Linked DNA regions of Homo sapiens: region 2 is linked to region 1. The links are chromatin loops, found by intact Hi-C in ENCODE. Cell type or tissue: mammary epithelial cell. All regions are shown on one strand. Region 1 overlaps FGGY (FGGY carbohydrate kinase domain containing). Region 2 overlaps FGGY (FGGY carbohydrate kinase domain containing).

The links. Peaks named below come from ENCODE experiments on the same cell type or tissue, not always from the same donor. Only the 100,000 strongest peaks of a DNase experiment are listed, where the experiment ranks them.
Region 2: it touches region 1 in a loop (3.0-fold over the local background); 1 of 110 quality-filtered maps calls a loop at or near these places.

What each region holds. Positions count from the first base shown.
Region 1 is chr1:59,565,465-59,570,464 of GRCh38, forward strand. All of the region lies in intron 8 of FGGY (FGGY carbohydrate kinase domain containing), which reads left to right. Among named protein-coding and RNA genes, the nearest start is that of MIR4711, 170 kb to the right of the region's middle. In mammary epithelial cell, a CTCF peak has its summit at 2,903; no DNase peak of the experiment used is centred here.
Region 2 is chr1:59,330,913-59,335,912 of GRCh38, forward strand. The region is part of intron 2 of FGGY (FGGY carbohydrate kinase domain containing); the gene reads left to right. Among named protein-coding and RNA genes, the nearest start is that of FGGY, 36 kb to the left of the region's middle. In mammary epithelial cell, no CTCF peak of the experiment used is centred here; DNase peaks (open chromatin) are centred at 2,259 and 2,869; H3K27ac peaks cover 1,414 bases.

The DNA of each region.
Region 1 (5,000 bases):
TAGTAGAGACGGGGTTTCACCGCGTTAGCCAGGATGGTCTCGATCTCCTGACATTGTGATCCACCCGCCTAAGCCTCCCAAAGTGCTGGGATTACAGGCGTGAGCCACCGCGCCTGGCCGTAAGTCTTACAGATAGGTTTGCCACTCAGGCAGTTGGATTCCAGAGCTCAGACTCTCAACAATAAGCAGAATGATGAGACACAGGCTGTGGGATGGGTTGACCATAAACACACGTGTTTTGTGGGAATGAGGTAGAGTGATTACACAGCAGATCTTTCCCAGAGCCTGATGAGAACTGCACAGTTAAGGCTGGATCACAGCTAGACCGCAGTGCTTTCATTTTCCCTTTTTCCCAGTCTTCCAAATCACTTCCTTTCAAGAAGCCACCAGCCTAATGATAACAATAAAAATAAACAACATCACTTGTCACCATCATCCCCTGGGAAGAGAGTATTTATGAGACTCCCTATTTAATCTTCCCCTGTTCCCTGCTGCGCTGTGGTCAAGTACCAAATTTGGCAATGTGAAGACATGCGGCTGACTTCCCAACTCATGAAGATGTTTTTCTATTTGTTTGGAGAGCATGATGAAAACCACATTGATTTTTTTTTTCCTTTTCCTATTTACCACACATCTGTTGTGTGGGTGATTCTGATATTGTGGCTGCTGAGGGTTACCTGGCAGTAACCCTCAGTAAGAGGAGAGGGTTTGTCCTTTTCCAGAAGTTTGGTGTGGATGAAATAGATGATGAGGCAGTCATGGTGGAGCCCTAACCAAGCATTGGGTCCCGTGCCAAGTGCCTGCATGCATGAGCTCATTTAGTTCTACATACATTTAGTTCAGAGGCTTTAGTATTTATGCCTTGTTTTTCTCTTAGTTTTTCATCCTCTTCTCCTATTCTGTTTGTGTGTTCCAAATGTCTGTTTTTTCATACATTACATTTTTATATCTTTTGAAAGTACTCTTAAGAGCTGTCAGAAGTTTGAGGTAGTTTCTACTCTTTCACTTAACCAATGGTTAGAGCCCCAGGAGAAATAACAGTGAGATCAAAGAACTCAGAAGAACCAATGGGAAGCTTTTTGAGCAATCAGCACTGAAGGAATGAAATTGAAAGTCCCTACGTAATTAACCATCAGTGGCTCCCTACTGCCAATAGAAAAAAAAAAGTTCAGATGAGACAATGAGTGGACCTTCTGGCTGTGTTCTTATGGGTTTGGGATATATTGCATTAGAATAAAACCGAAGTCTTAAATCCTAAATGAAAGTTACTGTCAGTTATACTGACAGTGATACTGTCATGTATGTTGTAAATCTTTTTGTTGAAAGATAATTTACATACCATGAAATTTATCCCCTTGTATTTTTAAAACATCTAGAGAACTGAGTATAGTGATGTTTGAGAAAGAGGAGACTTACTGCCCATTTTTTAGGTTACATTATGGGATGATACTAGTGTGTGGTCTTTATTACTTAGGGAGATAACAGAAGGATATCATACAATAGTACATTGCCATTTACTTGTATGTACCTGACACATAATAGGTGTCCGTTAAATAATAGATATATACATGAGCATAAGGACAGACAGAAAAATACCAGTTAGCAACTGTAAAGGTTTGTTGGAGAAGAAATCGTGCCATACCTATTTGATTTCTGTTCTCTGATGGAGTGAAAGGCTGGGCAGAGAAAGGGAGATACAGCATATAAACCACCAAGTTATTGGTCAGGCCTTAGGTTCTTTCCTTGATTAACTGACCCTTCCCACATGCCACAGCAGCATTGGTTAAGTCAGTCACACAATTTTATCTGTGCACAACCGAGTTGTCCACTGAATTATACCTCAAAGCAGGCCAAAAATATATATATATATGTAAAACTGATTGAAAAGCATTAAGAACAACTAATTGCCAATTTGTATTTGGGCTGTTTAGTTGATCGTTGTAGCCTTGTGTGGCACCAGGCAAAGACTAAGCCACAATTCTGTTGGTTGAGGAAATATTTAACTGGAAGATGCTTTTGAATGAATGATCAGCTACCCAGGTACTATTTGACATACAGCAGTCTTGGGGCTTCCATGACTTATTCTCCTATCATCTGTTTGCATGATAAAATTACAGGTTTCCATGTAATCTTTAGCAGATGTATTTGCTATGATCTTGGAAGACAGGGCATAGCTTCTCTGGAATTAAGGGAATGGCCCAGGAAAAAGAAGAGGTGCCCACAGATAAAATGGTCAGTTATTTTTATATATGTGTGCATTCTTCTGTGGTGTGCAGAACACCAAATTGCTTGGACCTGTTTATTCCCACAGACTCACAGTCAAACTGGTCCTGAATATTAAATCTGATGGTTTCATTCTCCTGATAAAAATCCTTTGTCGATAAAAAATCCTTTGTCAAGTCTCCTGAATGCTAGCTAGGCATACGAGATCCAGCATTATTGCCCCTGTCTACCTCTGATACCATTCCGTGCTATCCCTCACCATTCATCCTGTGTTCTAGCAGGTGCATCTGCACACGCTTGTTTGAATTCTATGGAACCAGAGATGTTTGAGCATAGAGAATGACCAGATTTTAGGCAGTTAATACTGTATATATACAATATAATGCATAACACTGCCAGTGAAGTTTGGAGCAGCACCTGTAATCGTGCATACTAATATCTCTACAGTAAAACATATGAATATTCACACCAAACAGGTTAAGTCAGCTTTAAATGGCTTGATCCATTCAGATCAGATTTTACCATCAAATGAATTGTGAAAAGACTTTTGGTATTTGAAATGCTTTGGGTTGAAGAAGTGTGGTAGACCTGTACTTGCTTTTCTTGAAAAGAGCCTGTGCTCTCTTATTCATCTGGCCTTTGGGCATGTTGTTTTCCCTGCCTGGAATGGCCACATCTCCCTCTGCCTGTTGAGTAGCATCATTACTAGAATCATCATTGCATATACTGAGGATTTACTATGTTGTTACTCCCAGCAAATTCTATGGTCGGGGGGGCGGGGGGGGGTGTTCTTATTGTATTACATCCCCCCAGTGTTTAGATGAGGAAACTGAAGCTTGGAGAGGTCACAGAGCTAGGAAGAGGTAGAGCTGAGGTTGAACCAAAAAGTATGGAGACAACAAACCTTGGGTTCTTAGTTACTACACTGTCCGTGTGTGCGTCTTCCCCAAAGGTCCAGTTCAGGTGTCACCTTCCTAAGGCCCTCTTCCCTTCCTCCACCACGTTTAATAGATTATGACTCCTCTGGGCCTTCACAGCTGTTTATGCATAGCTGTGGTGCACTGCTTCTCATTCTCTGTCTTTCCCATGAGCCTAAACTCCTTGAGTAGTTGGGGAAAAATGTCTACTTCAGTGTTCTATCTCTAGGGCATACAGTAGGTAGTCAACACATAGTTTATAATTAAGTTAGTTTAAAGTGATACGGTAACAGATAACAATTTGTATCATCATTAAAATAAATAGTAAACACCAAATCACAAGTTCAAGGATATAAAATTTGGATTTACAAAAGAAAAAAATACTCAGAAAAAAAAAGGCTGCTCATTTTTATGCATGGTATGTAAAGAAGAGGAATTTGGGGACAACAGTTCAAGAATGGGCAAGGAACACATTTATACTTAAAAATTATGACAGCTAGGATTTATTAAATACTTCACATGTGACAGTTTCTCTGCTAGGCATTCTGTGTATAAACTTTCTAATCCTCACAACAAATATGTAAGGCTAATTGTCGAATCCCTGAATGGACAAAAATTATAGCTATATAAGAAAGAGAAAGATATGGTAACCATGTCTTAGATCAGAATAAAAAGAACAAAAGGTAATGATCCTAATATATTCAGATTTAACATAAATTAAGCATCATTAGAGGACAGTCACATAAAATTGCACAATAGAATATATTTCCACATCTGAGAGATGATGGAATTGAGGTCAAAGAGATTACAGGCTAGTATGTGGTATTTTATACCCATTCCTTGAATTATGTTAACATGGTACCAGAAGTATATCTTGCTGTCCTCCTCAGAACTGGGTGCAGTTTTGAGCTCTGCTTTTGTAAAAAGCTGTTAGAACCTGAAAGAACCACATAACACAGCTGTAATATTCAAGAGAAAGTGGGTCCCACGAACAAAGATTGAGATTGTTCAGAGAAATGGGGTGGTTCTGATTGCTTAATAGAAACCTCACAGGTTGGCTCTATTATTTTCTTGTTTATGGAAGTTTTTGTGACCGTAAGAGCTAACTTTTCCTTGGTGCTTTAGAGTTTATTAAACGTCTTATGGAATTTGATGCTCAGAATAACTAAGTGAATCAGTCAGAGCAGATGTTTTCTTTTTTTCAAATGAGACTCAAAGAAATTAAGTGATTTGTTCAGTGTCCCACAGCTAATAAATGATAGGGCCAAGACTCAGATATGTATCTGAGCAGACCCCTGAGCCATGTCCACTGCAATCTTGCAATCCTTGGTTCATCTTCATTTACTCAAATTGAAGGATCCTGCGGCTGGTGAATGTCTGGTTCATTGCAGAAGAGTTCCTGGTTCCTTGTCTCTAATTTCCATTGTGACTGTGAATTCTCCATTGAGCTGCAAGCCAGTGACTGTCAATTAATGTGCACAAAATATACCTGGGTAACTGTTTTAAAAATGCAATTCCTCAGGCCCCTCTCCCACAGGGTCTGATTCTCTAAGTCTTGCTGGAAGGGATATATGAGAATCTGTAATTTTAACATGTGCCCAGGTGATTCTAATGGAAAACTTTCAAAAAAACTGCTTTAAGCTCTTTCAGAGTAGCAATTATATCTTTACTTCATTGTTTCCGTAGTGCCTAGCAGAGCACCTTGTACATAGACAGTACTCTAAATTTACACTTGATGAATATAAGAGTGAAGTAAATAAATGTAAAATTAATGTAAAATGAAGGAAAACAAGTTTGAGAATCAGTCAGTTCCTGCCAGATTTGGAGCACACTGAGGAATCCCTTTATCTCCATCCTTTC
Region 2 (5,000 bases), 230 kb before region 1:
AAACTAAATTTAAGGATGTCAGGAGGCAGACATCCTGATGAGTTTCAGAGGCTGAGATTTTTTTTTTTTTAAACTATAAACTTTGGGAAGACTGGGACCACGTCTCTCTTGACCAGGATATGTTCTCTGTGTCTGGCACATATAGGTGCTTAATATTTTTAATAATAAATGGCTAGATTAGACTATTGGCAGAGGAATAAATAGGAGGGCTGAGACTGAGAGGCTTTAGGAAGGCAGGCGTAACTGGACTTGGCAACAATGGAGAGGAAGGAGGTAGAGGCTATTTGAGTTTCAGTTCTTGGCAGAATGTTGGGGTCACTGATATAAATGAGAGTATTTGGCCTTTATTTCATCATCTTATCATCAAATGGCAATACCATACCTAAGCTGGGATGCTACGTAGGTAAAGGATTAGGACTGGGTTTATTTACTTCACTGGTCACTAGAGTAGCTTTTACAAAATTGACTGCCTTCAAGGGCCTTCCAGGTAATGCACGCCCCAACACAAGCTGTATTTGTCTTCTTGCTGTTCCCCCTCCCAGGACCTCTGCGCTCGCTGTTCCCCTGCCTGGAACACTCTTCCCCCAGATTTCCATGAGGTCCACTCCTCATGTCTTTCAGGTGTATCCTCAAATTTCACTTGCATCTTGCATAGGAACCACCTCCTCCTTGCATTCCTAATCCCCCTGAGTAATCACTTGCTAGTATACTATATCTACACTATGTAATTTATTTGATTTATTGGGTATTGTCTATCCCTACTAAAATGTAATCTCCAAAAGAGCAAGGATTAAAAAAAAAAGTTTTTCTCTCCATTGTTTTTCCAATACCTAGAAGAGAAAATTCTGCACAGCCTGACCCTAGAAGGGGCTTGATTATTTTCGCTAAGGACTTATGGCTAAGTGAGTGATTGAACTGTGTAACCAACAGGTAGTGATGGAGCCTGAGGGAACTGGTGATTGCATAACTCCTCGCACGCCCCCAAAGCTGACAAAGGCATTCAAATCAAGATTTAAAAGAATACAGTACCTGCCACTCAGAACTCTACTGCAAGCTGGATTATGTCTATGAAGCCCCAGGCTTTGACCCTTGCTCTAAATAGAGCTAAGGATAAAACCAGGTATGCATCTGACCCTCCAGTTCTCAGTTTGGAGGGTTTCTAAGAAACACCATCTCCCCACCCAATATGGCAGATCTTGCTGATTTAAAACACATGCAGAATTGAACCATTTCCCACAATAAGAAGAAAGTGATACACAATCCCTTCCCCAAATATTTGTTTGCTGCCCCATAGCTACGAGTTGACAGTTGTTAGACATGGAACAGGTTACCAAATGAGGTTGCAGAAATCTCTTTCTCTGGAAATTCTTTAGAAGAGCAATGTGCTTTCTCTCTAGCTAGGGAAATTCTCTTGATTCCAAGCTGTTACAATGAGATTACTGGGCTGCTTTCTTCTTCCATTAATAAGAATATAAAAAAGAATTCTTAGGTCACCAGGTCAAGCCCCAGAGGCCTTCTGGGTAGTGTGACTCTGACAGTCATCTTTCTGGGATGGTTTAGATGGTGTGGGGTGAGGGGTTGGGAATGGCGATGTTCCTCAGCTGTGGATGAGCATGATCATAAGGCATTTCCTTGTAAGGCTGGGGAAATAGTAGTGGCTACCTAGCTAGATCAGGTTTAAATGCATGCCACAGTTACTCTTCCAGTTTCTTGTGAGAGGTCTCTGTTTGAAAGATAGAGACGCTGAGTCTTTGTGACTGAAGGCCATGATTGTAATATTGAGCACTCTGTAGGTCTGTTGAGGGGATTCATAACATACATTGAAGAAAATATTTTCCTTGCTCCTACTAGGTTACTCCCGCCATGATTCTTAGAAAGATTTGAGTCTATCCAATTTTTTCTATTCCTACTCTTTTTGCTTGTCATTTTTATATGTGCTTACGTGACACAGAGAGCAAGCATGCTGTGCTTTGTACATAAAAACATTCCATGAACACAATAAGGCATTGAGTGCATTTCCTATCCTATTTTCTATAAAGGTTTACTGGTTTCAAAGTAATTTCAGACTCCACTGATCCCATTCAAAGCCTTTGATTCTTACTTGGGAGGTATCTCTCACTCAGGAAACTGAGGCTCAGAAAGTTGATGGAGTTAGTGCAGGATTACCTGACCTAGAAGTGGTGGAGTTGGCACCAGAAGGAAGTTCTTTGGACACCACATCCTGTGTTTGTTTCTACTCCCAAACTGCCTTGTGGTATGGAGTTTGAGTCATCTATATTTTCTCACCCAAGTCCTCTTTTGACTAACTGCAGACCTGTGTGAGATGGGCTTACCCAAGTCAGACATGCACTTTCTGGGCACAGAAGCCAATTGGGCCACATAGCAAGTAGAAGTTAGGGCTGGGTGATTGATTGATTGGTATCCCACATGGAAAGATTTGAAGCAACTAATTTGCTCTAATATAAACTGCTACTTACTGTGCACTGATGCCAGATGTTGAGCTCATCACACCTTATTTTGCTGAATTCTCATATCATTGGGAGATGCAGGTTTAGGTAATAGTTTTGTACTGCCAAGGAAGCTGCTTATCTGACTTCACAAAGTTATATAACTCGGAAATAGTAGAACCAGATTTCAGACTCAGGTCTTCTGCCCCCAAAGTCGCTGATTTAACTACTATCCAGTGATTTCCAAGCCAAGTTGTAAGGACATTCCAGGCAGAAATAGCCATACCTGTAAATGCTATAGAAACATGAACCAGCAAAGCAAGAGAGGAGTTGCAATGGCTAGAATTGTGTAACTTGCCTTCAGCCACGTAGCCATGGTGGCAGAGCTAGGATTTGAATTCAAGTCTTTGTGACTCATTGTCATGAGGCCATACTGCCTGTCAGGAAATGGGTTTGGTCCTCACACTGTAAGTCTAGATAGATCAGTGTGGTGAAGGCATCTGGGTATTCACTTGGTACTGTGGGTCAAGGTACTACCAGCAGTCACAGATGGGTCAGCAGCAAGTGTTCTCTAGATCACATGTCCTTTCCACAGGATGAGTCTCTTGGGCAACAGGAAATTATCTGATGACAGAGGTGAGCAGTATGGTATAATGGAAAGAAAATAGACACTGAGTTTGAATTCTGGCTCTGCAATCTACTGGCTGTGTGACAAGTGCAAGTTCCTTAACCTCTCTGTGCCTGCTGTTCACCCTTTCCCTCGCCAATCATCCACTTCTTTTATTTTGTTTTATTTTTTTTGAGATGGAGTCTCATTCTGTCGCCCAGGCTGGAGTACAGTTGCATGGTCTTGGGTCACTGCAACCTTTGCCTCCTGGGTTGAAGCAGTTCTCCTGCCTCAGCCTCCCTAGTATTTGGGACTACAGGCACATGGCACCACACCTGGCTAGTTTTTGTATTTTTTAGTAGAGATGGGGTTTCATCGTGTTGGCCAGGCTGGTCTCAAACTCCTGACCTCAAGTGATCTTCCCGTCTTGGCCTCCCAAAGTGTTGGGATTACAGGCGTGAGCCATTGCACCCGGCCCCCACTTGTTTTTCATGAAAAACTAATATTAAATGTTTCTTTTGGAGGGCTTTGTAAGGATTAAATAATATGTATGTCAAACATATGGCACATAGTAGATGTTCAATATATGGCAATGCTTTATTAATATGACTTGAAAAAAATTACTGCTTTTCTTTTTTGGACATTTCTCATAATTATGTGAAGCTCTTGTTTGAGGAACATGTTAAATAGTAAGAAATGGAATTCTAAATTATAAATCTGGTATTTCCAAACAGGAAAAAAATAATTATATATTTTAAGGTGAATTTCACTAAATGAGGATGGACATTTTTGAGTTGACTTTTATGGGATTTAAAAGGTTGTAGTCATGTTTTAAGTTAATAGAAACTGGTCGCTCATGCTTTTTCTATAAAGGAAACCATAGAAACAAAAATAAAAAATAGAATTAATCGATAAATCTATTATTCTACAACTTTAAAAATTATACAAACAAGTGTAAAATCTATATCCTCCTCCTGCAGTTCCACCCTCAGGAGCAACCACTATTAACAATTTGTTGCATATTCTTTTTTTTAAAACCTTACTAATATATCATGGATGTCTTTCCATTTTATCTTTCATAGCTCAACTCGTTTTAAAAGTATTTAACAGCTTGATGTATGATTTATATATCATAAAATCCAGCCATTGTAAATGTATAATGCTGTTATTTTGTAAATTTATACAGTGGTGCAATCATCACCTACTCCAGTTTTAGAACACTTATTACTCCAAAAGTTTCCTTACACCTGTTTGCAGTCAACCCCAAGCCCCAGTCAGAGGCGCTTTCTGTCTTTATAGGTGTTCTTTTTAGAAATTTTATATAAATAGAATCACATAGCGTGCTTTCTTTTATATCTGGCTCTTTTCACTTAGCATAATGTTTTTAAGGATCATCCATGTTGTTACATATATCAGTAGTTCCTTTTTCTTGCTGAGTAGTATTCTGTTATATGGATATACAATACTTTATTTAACAGTTGGTTAAACTATGATGGATATTTGGTTGGTTTTCAGCTTGGGAATATCAATAATGCTGCTATGAATATTCACATACAATTCTTTGTGTTGATGTATGTTTTTATTTTATTTTATTTGGTTTGTTAATATTTTGTATTGAAGTTGCCGGGTTGTGTGGTAAGATGTGGCTGTATTTTACATTTCCATCAGCAATGTATAAGGGCATCACTTTCTCCACAATTCTCTAACACTTGGTATTGTCAGTCTTTGTGATAATATTCTAGTAAGTGTGCAGTAGTATCTTATTGTGATTTTAATTTGCATTTCCTTAGTGACTAATGATTTGAGCACTTTTTCATGTGTACATTGGCCATTTGTATATTTTCTTTGCAGAAGTGTCCACATCTTTTGCCAATGTTATCATTGGGTTGTTTTTCCTCTTATTATTTGAGTTTTAAAATATATTTTATATGCAAGTATATTATCAG